2 separate regions of the Homo sapiens genome follow, and region 1 is linked to region 2. Evidence: chromatin loops called from intact Hi-C (ENCODE). Cell type or tissue: PC-9. All regions are shown on one strand.

The links. Hi-C counts contacts between places; a loop is a spot of excess contacts. Peaks named below come from ENCODE experiments on the same cell type or tissue, not always from the same donor. Only the 100,000 strongest peaks of a DNase experiment are listed, where the experiment ranks them.
Region 1: it touches region 2 in a loop (3-fold over the local background); 5 of 110 quality-filtered maps call a loop at or near these places.

The regions. Positions count from the first base shown.
Region 1 is chr15:59,913,274-59,921,273 of GRCh38, reverse strand. No RefSeq gene overlaps it. Among named protein-coding and RNA genes, the nearest start is that of FOXB1, 87 kb to the left of the region's middle. RefSeq lists enhancers at 1,429-1,538, 1,599-1,648. In PC-9, a CTCF peak has its summit at 3,549 (motif pointing left); DNase peaks (open chromatin) are centred at 1,743 and 3,563; H3K27ac peaks cover 2,302 bases.
Region 2 is chr15:59,721,278-59,729,277 of GRCh38, reverse strand. No RefSeq gene overlaps it. Among named protein-coding and RNA genes, the nearest start is that of BNIP2, 36 kb to the right of the region's middle. In PC-9, a CTCF peak has its summit at 4,221 (motif pointing left); a DNase peak (open chromatin) is centred at 4,147.

The DNA.
Region 1 (8,000 bases), 190 kb before region 2:
CTCACTGCAGGCTTCGCCCCCTGGGTTCACGCCATTCTCCTGCCTCAGCCTCCCAAGTAGCTGGGACTACAGGCGCCCGCCACCTCGCCCAGCTAATTTTTTGTATTTTTAGTAGAGACGGGGTTTCACCCTGTTAGCCAGGATGGTCTCAATCTCCTGACCTCGTGATCCGCCTGCCTCGGCCTCCCAAAGTGCTGGGATTACAGGCGTGAGCCACCGCGCCTGGCGAATAAACATTTTTTTTTTTTTTCCAAATCAGATGCCTGAGCACTACCTGGCAATCTTTCAAAGCAACATTTGCAAGGGTAAGGCTGGCAAAGTAGATGTGGATCCACAGGTATTTCTAACGGGCCCTAAAGCAGCGATTCTTGACATTTACTATGTATATGAATGAGCTGGGATCTTCTTAAAATGTAGATTCCGATTCAGCAGTTTTATGGTAAGGCCTGAGATTCTGCATTTCTAGCAAGCTCTGAGGCAATACCACTGGTGCTAGTGCATGGACCATGCTTTGAGCAGCAAGATACTACAGGCTGAGGGCCACCCTGTGTATTCGATTTGCACATTTCAAGGTGTGTCTGAACGGGCCAACCAGCCTGCCAGGGTGCATAAAAAGACCTGTTTCTAATAGGATTTATTCATAGTGATATTTCTCACTTTCTTCCAAGATGTGTAGAGCTTATTTTACTTTATTTTATTTTTATTTTTCCTAGAAACAGGGTTTTTCCATGTTGGCCAGGCTGGTCTCCAACTCATGACCTCAAGTGATCCGCCTGCCTCGGCCTCTCAAAATGCTGGGATTACTGGCATGAGCCACTGCACCCAGCCTAGAGCTCATTTTAAAGTAGTTCAAAGTGAACACAGTCCAGCCTCTAAAAGCTGGAGTACGCATGTGTACATTTTTTATTTAACTAACACTTTGGTGCTCCAGGTCTCACCTAGACTCTGGAAAGACAAAGAAAAGTGAGACAGGATCTCTTATGGAGCTCACAGTGGGGGTGAACCATCATCCTGGTTCGCTCAGAACTGCAAGTGTGACTTTAGCAGTCACACTTTATCAGGGAAGAAAGACATGTAGGCCAATTAACTATATACAATTAGTGAGGGCAGAGGAGGAGTGATATGGCTTGGATATTTGTCCCCTCCAAATCTCATGTTGAAATGTAATCCCCAGTGTTGGAGGTGGGGCTTAGTGGGAAGTGTTTGGGTCATGGGGAGGCAGCCCCCCACAAATGTCTTTGTGCTGTCCTCGAGATAATGAGTGATCTGTCATGAGATCTGGCTGTTTAAAAGTGTGTGACACCTCCTCCTTCTCTCTCTCTCTCTTCTTTCTCTCTCTTTCTACACCTCAGGTGATTCACCCACCTCAGCCTCCCAGAGTGCTGGGATTATAGGCATGAGCCACTGTGCCCAGCCCTGACTTACATTTTTAAAACTCCACTCTGGCTGCTGTGTTGAGAAGCAACTGTGTGGTAGGGGAAGGGCATGAGGAGGAAGACTGGTTATGAGGCTGTTACAAGAGAGGATGGGAGCTCAGACAAGGCTGGATGCAGGGGAGTGGGTTTCTCTCTGTGGGTTTCCCCAGTCCCTGGAGAGTCGAGGCCCTTTCAACCTCTGGAGAACTGACTTTTCCAACTACTTGGGTGATCTGGGCAGATTTATCACCCTCCCAAGGCTTCATTTTCATCATCTGTAAAATGCAGACAGTCATATCTGCCTTTTCTGACTCATGAGGTTCTTGTGAGAATTGAATGAGATCACCGCTGTGGAAAGCATAGAGCAAAGCAGGAAAGAAAACAGGTATGAGTCAAAAGCCACCAGCGAGACCTCTAATCTGGCAATACCAAAAGAGAAATGCTGCTGTCTCGTCATTGGCTCAGACCATTCATGAAAGGGTGCTGCCGAATTTAAAGGTTAAACCCTAAATCATAGATTGAGAGGAGACATTGATGATTATTTGGTCAAGATCCACATCTCTCAGATAAAAGGAAACTGAGATGCAGAAATGAAGGTTGCTTTCCCGAGACAATGCAGTGAGAGGTGGAGCCACGCTAGAGTCTCAGTTCCTGGTCTTCCTCTGCCATGCGGCCCATCTCAAAGTCCTGTCAAATGTCTCAGTCTCAAAAACTAACCAAAGCACAATTAAGATAAAAGGAAAAAGAAAGCTGGGTGCTGTGGCTCACGCCTGTAATCCCAACACTTTGGGAGGCTGAGGCGGGAGGATCGCTTGAGCCCAGGATTTCAAAACCAGTCTGGGTAATGTAGTAAGACCCCATTTCTACTTTAAAAAAATTAAAATAAATACATAAATTACAAAAAAAGAAGGAAAAGGAAAAGAAGGCGCTCAGTTATGAGGTGTACAACAGCTTTGTAGCTTGCAGGTGCATAATAGAATTTGATCTTCCCAATGACTCCTGGAGTTTTCAAATACTCCCATTTTACAAATAAGGAAACAGAGATTTGGGAAGATCAGCCAAATGATCCCACATTACACAGCCAGCAAGTGGCTAGGAAAAGATTCCAGCTCATATCTCTGGCTTTCCCCTGCATTTAATGAAAACCTTTGGAGAGAGCTGAAATTGGCTTAATTTCAGAGAGTATTATCTCTATTGTTCTAATTATTCTCCCTGAGTCCTACAGGAGAGGATTGGAAAGAATGTTTTTTATTTGTGAGTGTAGTCTAGTGCTTATTAGAATTTCTGAGCTTTCACACTGGAAGTTTCAACAGGCTTACTGTGATGCTTTTGAAGTGCTGAGTGTAAATTTAAGTCTCAAAAACATTCTCAAGCCAAGTGCACTGATATATTTTTAGATAATAGCAGGAAAAGTTATGTAAGTGGATGCTTTACAGAGGGACACACACTGAGGGTCACATGCTGCAGTTTTCTGAACTGTAAAAGCAAAGAGAGAATGTATGAGATGAGGAAGGGACCCGATTTTGGTGCAGAGACCAGAGGCAAAACTGCTGTTGAAAAAGCAAACCTCAAAGACCCATCCTTGCTGTTCATCTGGGATATACGCTATGTCCTTTGGTTTTAACTTCTAAGTGATGTATTCATTTGAATCAAGAGAGCTACAGGAAGGTTTTAAAAAGCAGAACGGTTGTGCTAGAACACAGAACACAGGGGAAGGAACCCTGAGTTTGAAATGTCCGTGTATTCTTGGGGCCTAAACATGGCTAACATAGGCTTTGAATCTGCCCAATGAATGCAGGTTCCCTCCCCGTGCGCTTTCCCTTGACAGCAGACACAGAGGCCCGGGAGCTGTTGGCTTACCAACCCCTAGTCCGTTGGTCAGATATTGGGGGTCCTCAGGCCATGAGCCTGTGGGGTGAGTCCCCAGGGCCCTCCATGACCCTGAGAGCTATAATCCCCTCTGACCCCATGCTGTGACTGTGTTGTCACTACTGAACTTTATCCTGTTTCTGATTTGAACCCTAATCCCAGAAAGACTGAAGTCCCATCATGAATGCAGCTTAATCCTTGCCAAACCCGTCCCTGTGAGGCCCAGCCATCTCACTGACCCCAGGCATACCTCTCCAGGTACCACCCCACACTGCCACCTTCTGGCATTTCTGATACGTTCACTCTCAGCCGGCTCTGGCCCCACCCTCTCCACTTTATGGCTACACTCTGCAGAGAGATAGAATGCCTGCCCACGCCACTCTAGCCCTTTGGGACGTAGGTGCTGGTTGCAGCCTAAAGTAGGGTTAGCTCCTTCAGTCACTCATTATCCCAGTAGCTACCCTAAAGTTTCATCAGTCTCATGTTCCAAGCTGCATATATTGAGGCAATCTCAAGATTAGTAGTAATTAGTATAATTAACATTCATTGAATGAAGGTTTTATTTTAGCTGTTTGACCTTAGACAAGTTACTTTTACCTCTGTGATCCTCATTTTCTCATCTACAAAATGGAGTCGTAATAGTACTTACTTTATTCTGAAATCATTAGTTGAGTGGCTACATGTGTGAATTATAGTTCTATTTTAATTTGTTTGCTTGTTTTGTTTTTTTGAGATGGAGTCTCACTCTGTCACCCAGGCTGGAGTGCAGTGGCATGATCTCAGCTCACCGCAAACTCTCCCTCCTGGATTCAAGGGATTCTCATGCCTCAGCCTTCCAAGTAGCTGGGACTACAGGCAAGCGCTACCATGCCCAGCTAATTTTGTATTTTTAGTAGAGATGGGGTTTTGTCATGTTGGTCAGGCTGATCTCGAACTCCTGACTCAAGTGATCCACCCATCTCAGCCTCCCAAGGTGTTGGGATTACAGGCGCGAGCCACTGTGCCCAGCCATAGTTCTGGTTTTAGGAAAGTGTATGTAAAGTGCTTTGCAAAGCCTGGCACCTAACCATACAATAGTGGTAGTATGTGTAAATATTAATCATCCAGTAGTAGTGTGTACCAGGCACTTTTCCAGGGGGCTTTGTATACATTACATTATTAATTCTGAATACTTGAAAGTAAAGAAGTATTATACCCATTTTACAGATGAAGCTGAAACTTAAGGCTTCTAAGTAATGCCTCAAAACCACACACTTGGTAAGTGGGTAAATGGCTGGAATTTGAACCCTGGTGCGTTTGACTCCAAGGTTGACCTCTTAAGTCATAAAGATGTGGATGACAATGAAAGCTCTGAATGACAGCTCATTATAACAATAGAACGCTTGATGGTCAGGGATCCTCTGTGATTAATTGCCTCAGGAATGGAACAAATAGTGAGTTTTGCAAATAGTAAATACTTCAGCAGTGCAGAGAAAAAGACCATTATTTCCACAGGCTTAATAACAAAAAGCTTTAGGAGAGAATTTTTCGCTAGCTTTTTATCAAAGGAATACACGTATGGTATAGAAAAAATTCAGAGACTTACTTTACTCCTAGCTTTATTTTACTCTTTTATGCTTTTGTTTTTAAATCTATTTCTAACTCTTCTTGCTACCTCACATGCTGCCAGCATTACTCTGTACTGTTGTTACCTTTGGTAAAATAATCTATTCATAGCCGTTAGGATTACAAATGCAGACATCCTCTGACCCAGCTTTTAAGACTATTTTTTTTTTAAATAAAACACCAGTATATATATGGAAGTACGTTTCTTGTAGCATTGCTTACAGTTGGCAAAACAAATTCAAATCAAGACAATGCCCATATATATCAATAAGAGGATACTTGTATAAATTGAGACTCATTGATTGTAGGAGTCATTATATGCCTATTACAAAGAATGAATTAGATTTCTCTACAATAATCTGAATTAAACTGTCTTCAAATCTTAACAGCTTAGAATTTGGGAACCAAATCTACTTTAATAAAAGGTGAAGTAACATAGGGAAAAGTAAAAACGTGTGTTTGTAGTTGATCCAAAAAGACATTGGCACGAGCTCAATACCGGGAAGACATAACTCAATAGTACCTTGTATGAAATGGGTAAGGGCGTGGTAGCTCATTCCTGTAATCCTAGCACTTTGGGAGGCTGAGGCAGGCAGGTCGCTTGAGGCCAGGAATTCAAGACCAGCCTGGCCAACATGGCGAAACCCCGTCTCCACTAAAAAGAAAAAATGATAATAACACAAAAATTAGTCTGGGGTGGTGGCACGCACCCGTAATCTCAGCTACTTGGGAGGCTGAGGCAGGAGAATCTATTGAGCCTAGTAGGTCGCACCACTGAACTCCAGCATGAACAATAGAGAGAGAATCTGTCTCAAAAAAAAAAAAGAAGGAAGGATAGGGAATGGAAGAGAAGGGAAGGGAGGAAGAAGGGAGGGAGGGAGGGGAGGAGGAAATGGGTAGAGGGCTTTTGTAGATTGTAAACTGAATATAACCTAAAGGTGTCCAGGCAAGAAAGCTAATGGGTAGTTTAGGCAGGTCTAGAACTTTTAGAAGAGGAGGGAAGATCATCCTGCTATTCTGTATGTTGACCCCATCGGAGAATCACGTTCAGTTTAAAACAAACATGTTCACCAAGGTAATGAGGCTAAAATCATGCCATTGGAGAAATAGCTGAAGGAACATACTTCTTTCTTCTGAAGAAGAGCAGACCCAAAGGACACTTTGGTCTTTTGTCCCCAAATTTCATGTCACATGGAAGCAAAATATTAGACTTTTTCTATGGAGCCTGAAAGCTAAAACCAGGACAAGTGAGTGGGTAGAAGTCAACTCAGGAGAGAGGTTTAGCCCAAAATAAGGAAGGCATTGCGAGCTATCAGAGCTTGCCAAGAACGGTATAAAATGGCTTGCTCTAGAGATTCCCTGGAATCTCCAGATCAGCCATTGGATCCAAGTCCAAGAGGCTTGTTGTGTCTTAAGCAAGTAACCTCTGGAGTCTCAGTTTCCTCATCCATAAAGATAAGCAAATCTACATTGCCCAGTTTATAGAATTGTACAGAAGAATAAATTATATAACATATGTAAAAGTACTAGGCAATCAGGAACTATTATTACTGTATTGTCATGATTTGCAAAATTAACAAGGAGCATGATTTCTTTGGTCCTGGAAAACTAGGACTACCAAAGACAGGACCATTCTGAGAATTTAATCTTAGACTTCTAAGTACTTTTTAGGGTATAGAAGTAAATTTAAAAAAAAATACCATCCTCTGTAAAAAGCAGGCATTGTTAGCTTTTCAGAAAACTTTTTGGAGCCTAAATTTACTTTTCCAGATAAAAGAAGTAGAAAAGGAACTTGGGTGTGATGAAGCATTGGCCCAAAAGTCTTTCTTAAGTGTAACTTTATTAATTAATTAAATTAATTACTTATAACAAATTGAACATTCTTAGTTGCTAATTACAAAAGCAGAGAGGGCTGTACTTGAAGATGGAGGAGCTGAGTAAAGACTGGTTTAAGGACTCAAAGATCGTTAGCACTGGATGGGATCTCAGAGAAGACTGAATGAAAAAGAAGGATCAGTAACGATGTAAAGTCGCTCACCCATAACTTTATTGCTCGTAGCAGCCCTGGCAATGCTCTCCTAAGGCTCATGCTTTGGTGTCCTGGATTTGATTTCTAGGCAGGATCAGAGGAGAAAGTAAGGTAAGGAGGAAAAAGAAGGGAAATGTAGAAAAAGAGTTCTTTGACTGAAAAGGAATCATTTCCATTACCCACCCCCACCAAAGAATCTAACACATGCATAAATATGTGTGGGAAATGCTTGCTTTTTAATGGAGGCTATCACATGGAAATGGCCACTATTTGAACTCTATTCTAAGGAGAAAAAAGTATTAAAAGGTAAAAAAAAGGTTCATGTTCCAAAATGTTTATTACAGTACCATTCCCAACAGTGAAGAATCAGAATAACCCTAGTGTTCAGTAAACAAGAGGATGTTTAAGTAAATTATGACAAAGCCTACCAAACATTATACAACCAGTACAGATGGTGTCACCACGATTGTGAAATACAATAAGCAAATGCTTTGTTCTAGTGACAAACGGAGGGAAGACGGTGTTGGGGGCACAGTATTGATTGGAGAGAAGATTTCAAGTCATAATCTATTGTACTCGAGAAGGGAAAGAAAAGTAGATTTGTAGATATAAAATGAATTAAATTAGTAAATTATAAAAAGATGTGAATTCCAAGAAGACTTTATAAAGAGACAGACACATTAAGGAGACATGTGCAGAGCTGGAATAGTTTGTATTCTTTTGACCTCAGGAGTGAGAAAGCTAAGAACAGCGTAGGGGCTACCTGAGTGGGGTTACAGCTTCAAGATAGGCCATACTGAGTGCTCCCCACTCCCAGTGGCTTGGACAAAGAGGTACTCGCCTTCTAATGAGAAATACCACGTGCAAACTTGGTGAATGGTAATTAAAGATAAAGCCACCTTGGGTCCAGGGAGGAGTGTACGGGAGACTAGTGACATAAGAAGAACATGAGGATACTTCTGGGTTCGGATAATTCCCAACTTCATACACACAATTTTATAACTCGGAACAAAGCATGTACATATGTGCCAGGAGACAGCAGACCTGTGGTTTCATTTCTCCCTTAGTTTAGTTGCAACATA
Region 2 (8,000 bases):
ATGTACCCAATGACAAAAAGTCATTCAGAACTAAAGTCTTAAACACTGGCTTCCAGCACTTTTGCATAGGATAGCACATTGGCCCATTTGCTGGAAGTGGGCACGAGGGTCAATTCACACATCCTCCCTCCTAAAATTATGTAAGAGGCACCATTGTGTTTTCATGCTATCACTTACACACCTTAGATGGCTCTTTTCTGTCCTTCTGTCCATAATAATGTCCCACACCCTATTCCTAACAGTAGGGAGTAGGAGAGGCATTTTACAAATAACTGAGATATATCAGCCCCTCATTTGTTCACCCTCCAAAGTAGTTCTTACTTAAGAGTTCAGAACACATTGACCGCCCAGGGTACTTCATTAGTTTCCATATTCATGACTAACAAACACATCTTCTAATAATTTTTTTTTATTTTGCTACTCAGGGTCTCTGCTGATCGGAAATGTTGAAGTATTATAGATTCAAAATGTTACGGAGATTCAAAAGAAAAAAACAAAACTACCCATCCTGAGTGACACTTTACATTTTCATGATGCCACCTATGCCAGAAGCATGTTTATTGAAAGCCACAGTAGTAAAAATACAGAATTTAAAAATTTCCCTTAAAAACCTGTATTCTAGTCGTAGTGAGGTCATCATGACTGGCGATTTCCCTTTAGAAAAACCTTTAAAGCATGAAAAAATGTTGATGTTGGTACCCAAACACATATCGCCATACAGTGTAACAACGGCTGCAATTCCAGTGCTTGCTTCATCGTCAGCCTCAACAGAGAGCTGCAGGGAAGAAAGACCTTCTACAGCACTTGCCCAAGATCTTTCCCCTGCCCTAAGACAAAGAGAAGGAATTATAGGCGGTGATAATAGAGATGGCAGGCACAGCTCTCATGTTCTGTATTTAAACATTTCTTTTTTATTTTTTATTTTTTGTATTTTTTCTTTTTTTTGCAGAGATGGAGTTTTGCTCTTACTGCCCAGGCTGGAGTGCAATGGCATGATATTGGCTTATCACAACCTCCACCTCCCAGGTTCAAGCTATTCTCCTGCCTCAGCCTCCCAAGTAGCTGGGATTACAGGCATGTGCCACCACGCCTGGCTAATTTTTGTATTTTTAGCAGAGACGGGGTTTCTCCATGTTGGTCAGGCTGCTCTCGAACTCCCGACCTCAGGTGATCCACCCGCCTTGGCCTCCCAAAGTGCTGGGATTACAGGCGTGAGCCACCATGCCTGGCCTTAAATACATTTCTTAAATATAATATTCAAATCCAAAATACAGTGATTTCTGCTCACTCCTTTTTGTTTCCAGGGAAATAAAGTCTGTAATAGGCAGATAGCCCTCTTCAAATAAAAAAAGTCCAGTGGGTCCAGGAGGGTTGAAGCTGGAATCCAGTCTCAGCTCCAGTACCACCCGCTCCTAATTATCAGGAAGGAGTGGCTTGGGCTGCTCTGGCCATGGTGTCTGGGCAAATTAATGTGATCCCAGATAAAGACTTAATTAGAAAACCTAGGTCTCTTCAGGAGATCAGAACCTGGGGTGGGAATAGTTAAAGGCAGAAGATGAGGCTGCACTGAAAGTGATCCTGTGTACTAAAACATTATAAACAACTTGCATGCCACAAATAGTTATTTACCAGATGTTTGGGGAAACAGATGACCTCTAGACATTTGTAATCTAGAGCTATATGTAGTATAATGACATTTAAGTTTCTATGAGAGTACAGAAGTGACAATGATTTATTCCTCAGTATGGGGTGATGCTATGGGAGGAGGGACAGGCAGACAGGCAGAGGAGTGGTTCAGGAGGCCTTTTAGAGGATGCAGCATTTGAACTAGGCCTAGATGGGTTTCACTAGCTAGACAAGGAGGAAAGGATATTTCAGGAAGAAGGACCGGCATAAGCAAAGTTTGGAGGCATGGAACCTGCCGGATTTGGGGAAGAGTAAATCGTTTTGTGTGTCTGGAATGTGGGGGCTGTGGAGTTAGGGTTCAAGAACTGGGAAGGCAGAAGGAAGAAGTTGTAAAAGTTCTCTGTACTTGGCCAAAGAGTTTCAACATGATCCTGCATGCAGGAGGTTGACAAGCATTCACTTGCAGTTTTCAAAGGTAACTTTACAGATGTAGAGTCAGGATGTAGACTTCACTGTAGCCATTAAGGGAACTGAAGAACACTATGGTAAAACCTATTTTTTTTTCAATGAGTAAATTGTGCCAAATACTGTTCTAAGTGCTTTCCACACATTGATGCATTGAATCCTCACAACAGCCCTCTGAGGTAGGTTCTCCCCATTTTACAGGCAAGGGAACTGAGACACAGAGAGGTTAAGTAATGTGTCTGAGATCATACAGTGGTAGGGGCAGGATAGAACCCCAAGCAGTTTGGCTTCAGTGTTTGTGTTCAGAATCATTCTGCCAAGTTTCTTCTCCTGGGCACTGGTCCCCATATGTGCTCACGGTAATTCCTCTGTAAATGCTGCTGCTCTCTCATCTCTCAATAATGGGGCTGCCTTTTTAGCGCCATCCCATCATCTGTCTTCCTTGACCTGCTGGAGGTCAAATAAGAGAACAAGGAGCACTCACTTTTCCTTTATTCTCCTTAATGGGCATTCACCTTCCATTTACAGTGCATGAAATGGTGCCAACAAAACAGAGCCTAGGGCTTTAGGGAAGACATTTTAATATACATGCTTTGATATTTATAGATAGTTTTTGGTCAGTGAATGTTACTTTATTCTGTGAGCTACCCTTTCAAAGAAACCCAAGTAGCTGGGATTACAGGAATGAGCCGCCACGCCTGGCTAATTTTTGCATTTTTAGTAGAGACAGGGTTTCTCCATGTTGGCCAGGCTGCTCTCGAACTCCCGACCTCAGGTGATCCACCCTCCTCGGCCTCCCAAAGTGCTGGGATTACAGGCATGAGCCACCGTGCCCGGCCTTAAATACATTTTTTAAATATAATATTCAAATCCAAAATACAGTGATTTGTGCATATTCTTTTTTGTTTCCAGGGAAATAAAGTCTGGAATAGGCAGATAGCCCTCTTCAAATAAAAAAAGTTCAGGGGGTCCAGGAGGGATGAAGCTGGAATCCAGCCTCAGCTCCAACTATTAGAGAACACTTTTGATATGAGTCTGTAAAGTTAATTCAGATGGTTTGCCAAAGCCACCAGTCTTAATTAATGACTTACTGTAACCTCCAGTTTTATTAGGTGTATATTTCTAGTATATTGGCATGTATATTAACACTGGCCTGTGAATAAACTGACAGTTCTTAAATGATATGAGATAAACTTATTTTCTTATGAGGAATTCACTTTTGCCTTGAACTTATAGTAAAATGATTATTAGTTCAGTAAATTATGACTTCAATATGTTTTGATCCCTTTGCAATAGAAAGACTGTCCAGATTTCATTTCTTGATGAAACGATGCTTTGGGTAAGTCTTTTTAGTTATTCTCATGCTCTAGCAAGTAGTACTCTTAGCTTTATAGCCATAAACTTTCCAAGTGGAAAAACATTCACTAAGGGTCTGCTAGTTTTATTTTTTTAGTAATATCCCACCCTGGTTTAATAACATTCCACAATATTCCTAATATTTTAAAGGATGTATTAAATGTACGTATACACACACATACATCACGTGAAAATTGATTACAATCTTCTTTAACTGGTAATAAAATGCATATAGTACATTTACATTGAGATAAGATATTAATAAAATAAACAATGTGGGTCTTACAGCAACAAAAAGTACCTGGAGAGTCCACTGTCCAATTTGAAACAATTTGCATCATTCCCCAAAAAGGGGGCACCAGGTGTGGTACGATTTTTATCTGTGTATTTCACAGGCAAGGTCTGGTTGAGATGTGGTGGTAGAAGTAAAAAGTATTCAGTTACTGCTCAATTACCAAATGTCCTAGCCATTTTGTCTCCCAAATCCTTGCCTTTTTGAAAGTAAACTTTGAAATTAATATGTCACTCAAAGTCACCGTGAGGATAACATAAGAAGCTAACATCTTTCATCTGAAGTGAACCCAGACAGTCTGATCCAGGCTACAGTAAGTAAGAAGCCAACTTCTTAGGGCTTACATTGTATTTAAAGGTTATTCTCAAGCGTAGTTAAAGACTGTGGTTTTCCCATAGAGCTGATAAAGGGTAGTTGGTATTTATTTCCTCGTTGAAGTGGCGCCACCATGTGGCATTAGCGTCACACAGTTTACAATTCACTCAACCAGGTGACTTCAAAATTAGGAGATTTTTTACTTTTTTTCATTTGGAAACATTTGTATCATTTTAAATTTTGTGCATAAAGAGTGATTCAAGGCTGGGCATGGTGGCTCATGCCTGTAATCCCAGCACTTTGGGAAGCCGAAGCAAGTGGATCACCTGAGGTCAGGAGTTTGAGACCAGCCTGGCGAACATGGTGAAACCCCATCTCTACTAAAAATATAATATTTAGCTGGGCATGGTGCCACGTGCCTGTAATCCCAGCTACGTGGGAGGCTGAAACAGGAGAATTGCTTGAACCCGGGAGGCGGACGTCGCAGTGAGCCAAGATTGCGCCACTGCACTCCAGCCTGGGTGACACAGCTAGACTCTGTCTCAAAAAAAGAGTGATTCAATTTATACATGTTTATTATGTGATTTCAAATTACCATATTCAAGTTCACATAAAATATGAATGGGTTGTGTTTTTGTATAGCAGTATACATAGTGCTTAAGAGAATGCACTTTGGAGCCAGTTAGCATAAATTCAAATTCCAGCTCTGCTACTTACTCTGTGTATAATATTGAGCAAATACTCTGTGTATAATATTGAGCAAAGTACCCAACCCTTCCAAGTCTCAGTTTTCTTATCCGAGGCGGGGGGATCACCTGAGGTCAGGAGTTTGAGACCAGCATGGCCAACATGGCAAAACCCTGTCTCTACTAAAAATACAAAAATTAGCTGGGTGTGGTAACAGATACCTGTAATTCCAGCTACTTCGGAGGCTGAGGCAGGAGAATCACTTGAACGCGGGAGGTGGAGGTTGCGGTGAGCAGAGATGGCACCACTGCACTCCAGCCTGGGTGACAAGAGTGAAACTCCGTCTCAAAATATAAATAAAGAGAGAGAGAGAGAAGTATCTGGCACCTCCCCTCTCCCTTGCTTCTGCTCTGGCCATGTGAAGTGCCTTCTCCCGCTTTGCCTTCTGCCATGAGTTAAATCTCCCTGAGGCCTCCCCAGAAGCTAAGCAGACGCTGGTGCCATGCTTTCTGTACAGCATGCAGAACTTTGAGTCAATTAAACCTCTTCTCTTTATAAATTAGCTAGGCTCAGACATTTAGCAATGCAAGAACAGCCTAACACAAAGGCAGAAACCTCATGACCTCAGCACCTCCCAGAAGGCACCTCCCAACACTGTTGCATCAGGGATTAAGTTTCCAACACATGAATTTGAGGGGACACATTCAGACTATGGCACTGTGTATATGAAACCACAACATTTTGTATTAATTAAATCACATCTTAGAGAAAAAATTACAAGTACATTTGCATAGAAGAAAATAGGAAGGTATACTATAACACATTGGGAACAGTTAGCTCTCATGGATGACTTTTATTTCCTTTTTGCTTAACTCTATTTTCTCCAAATTCCGTAACCAATATATATCACTTTTGGAATGGGGGGAGAAAAACCAAAGACAAATTTTATTCTAAAAAAAGAGAATTATCTCCTGAATGTGAATAAAGTACTTAAAAGCTCACTATTTAGCAACTGAAAACCATATTCGGTAAGACTGCAATTCATGACAGACCTTCCTACCCTTATTGCTATTGGCTGAAATTCCTGAAAATATAATTTTGCTCATTTTTAAAAAACAAATACCCCTGTAATCCCAGCACTTTGGGAGGCCGAAGCAGGTGTATCACCTGAGGTCAGGAGTTTGAAAACAGCCTGACCAACATGGTGAAACCCTGTCTACTAAAAATACAAAAAATTAGCTGGGCATGGTGGCGCATGCCTGTAATCTCAGCTACTCTGGAGGCTGAGGTGGCAAGAGAATTGCTTGAACCTGGGAGGAGAAGGTTGCAGTGAGCCGAGATCGCGCCAATACACTCTAGCCTGGGCAACAAGAGTGAAACTCCATCTCAAATAAAGAAAAAAAACAATATCCAAAATAGCACTTTAGTGTATTGAGAATTTCTCCTGCTAATAATTAATACTGTGGGCTTTTGGGGTTCTAAATTACTCTGAGGAAAATCTGAAATACAGAAAAACCCATTTTTTAAAATGTCAAGGTTCTTACGATGTCTGACTTTATTTCCATTTCAAGTGCACTTGGGCCTCCAAAACTGAATTTCTTAACTTTTCTGACTCTGGAAACATTTCCAAGGAGTACTTGCAAGAAGCCCGCTTCAAACTGGAATCCTTCCGCTTGGATATAATCATGCAAACAGCCGAGAGAATTTATTTAACCTTCAGCCAACTGCTCACCCAACTTGAAATTATTGATAGCCCATCAGCAATGATCAAGATGGAGAGGCTAAATGAAGAGGTGCTTTTTTTTACAAGAGAACCGTTGAGCTGGTAACAGGACTTGAAATGCCGTGTCAGCTCAGCTCGCATGGTCAGGGAGCTCAGCTGCTGGAAGGAAATAAAACTGTTCAGTTAAGGCCGCCCTCCAATCAGTCACAGGGGTAATGGTGTTTGGCTTCAGTCAGGTTGTATGTCAGCAAATATACATCTCTTAGACAGCCCCTAAGAGTGCCTTAAGATCATGCTTATTGTTTTATATAGATAGGGGTCGGGAGCTGATAAATGGTGGTCATAGGCCACCGAAATAAATTTTACCATGTTCAGCAGGTAAACTTAATCTCAATACTGGAGAATGAGAGAGCCATTTTGATAGAATATTCATTCCATTGACAGTGATGGGACATTTTTCCTCTGTTAATGTCCTGTGCAGATCATATGAAAGTAGATATCCTCTTCTCCCCATGCCCCAGCCCCCACTGTATGAGGCCCACGTGCAGGAAAGAGACACCAGATACAGTCTTAGCGATTCACTGGGATTGAACTTTAAAGACCGAGGGTGATTGACAGCGCTCTTCAGGGAAATGAACACACCACAGCACTACCCTGATGCAGTCAGAGTGACACAGGAATCAGACACAGAAATGAAAAACTAGTGGCGGTTATGTGGAATCATTTCTGCGCTATCCTGAGTCCGAAAAAGGATTGGAAGCAGCATTAAGAGGTCAATAAGTCAGAGAAGGGAAATGCGTGGCACAGGGCTGCCACCCTCTCCCAAGCTACTGTCAAACACCAGCACTCAGCCACAGTTCCCTTTCCCAGGGAATTCAGGTGAAGCTCAGAATCTCAACCAGTGTTTCAGGCACTCAGATTAAAAAGAATTTGCCCCCATCTCACTAAGTCCTTAAAATCTAGAAATCTGCCTTCTAAGGAATTTATTGAGTCCTCTAAAAGTTTCTAGAAAGGCAATTAGAAGGCACCTTAAGTATTAGAGCCTGTGAAAAACAGAGAATATGATATGGTCCCTCAAAGACAATCTGTCTGGCTGCAAGAGATTTTTCTTAGGAATGATAAATGAGGCCCAGCAGAAACAGGACACTGTGCTATTCATTGGAGAAATGAGAAGACTTTTTCAAAGGATTGGATGCTCTTATCCCCAGGCCAAGAGTCAGCACGCCTCATGAATCTGAATCAGGGTGCCTGCAAGAGCCCTTCAGAGCCAATCTTTATTAGAAAGCCTTAGAAAGGTTGAAGGGGAATAAGGAAAAAGAAGTCGTATTAGAAAAATGTGACTTCATGCCTACTTTATGGCAGATATACCCAAAGAAATCAACCCATTTGCCAATGACTATAGTCCTCTTAAGACCTGCTGTAGGGATAGGCACAATGGCTCACGCCTGTAATCCTAGCACTTTGGGAGGTCAAGGCAGGAAGATTGCTTGAGTCTAGGAGTTTGAGACCAGCCTGGACAACATAGCAAGACCCCGT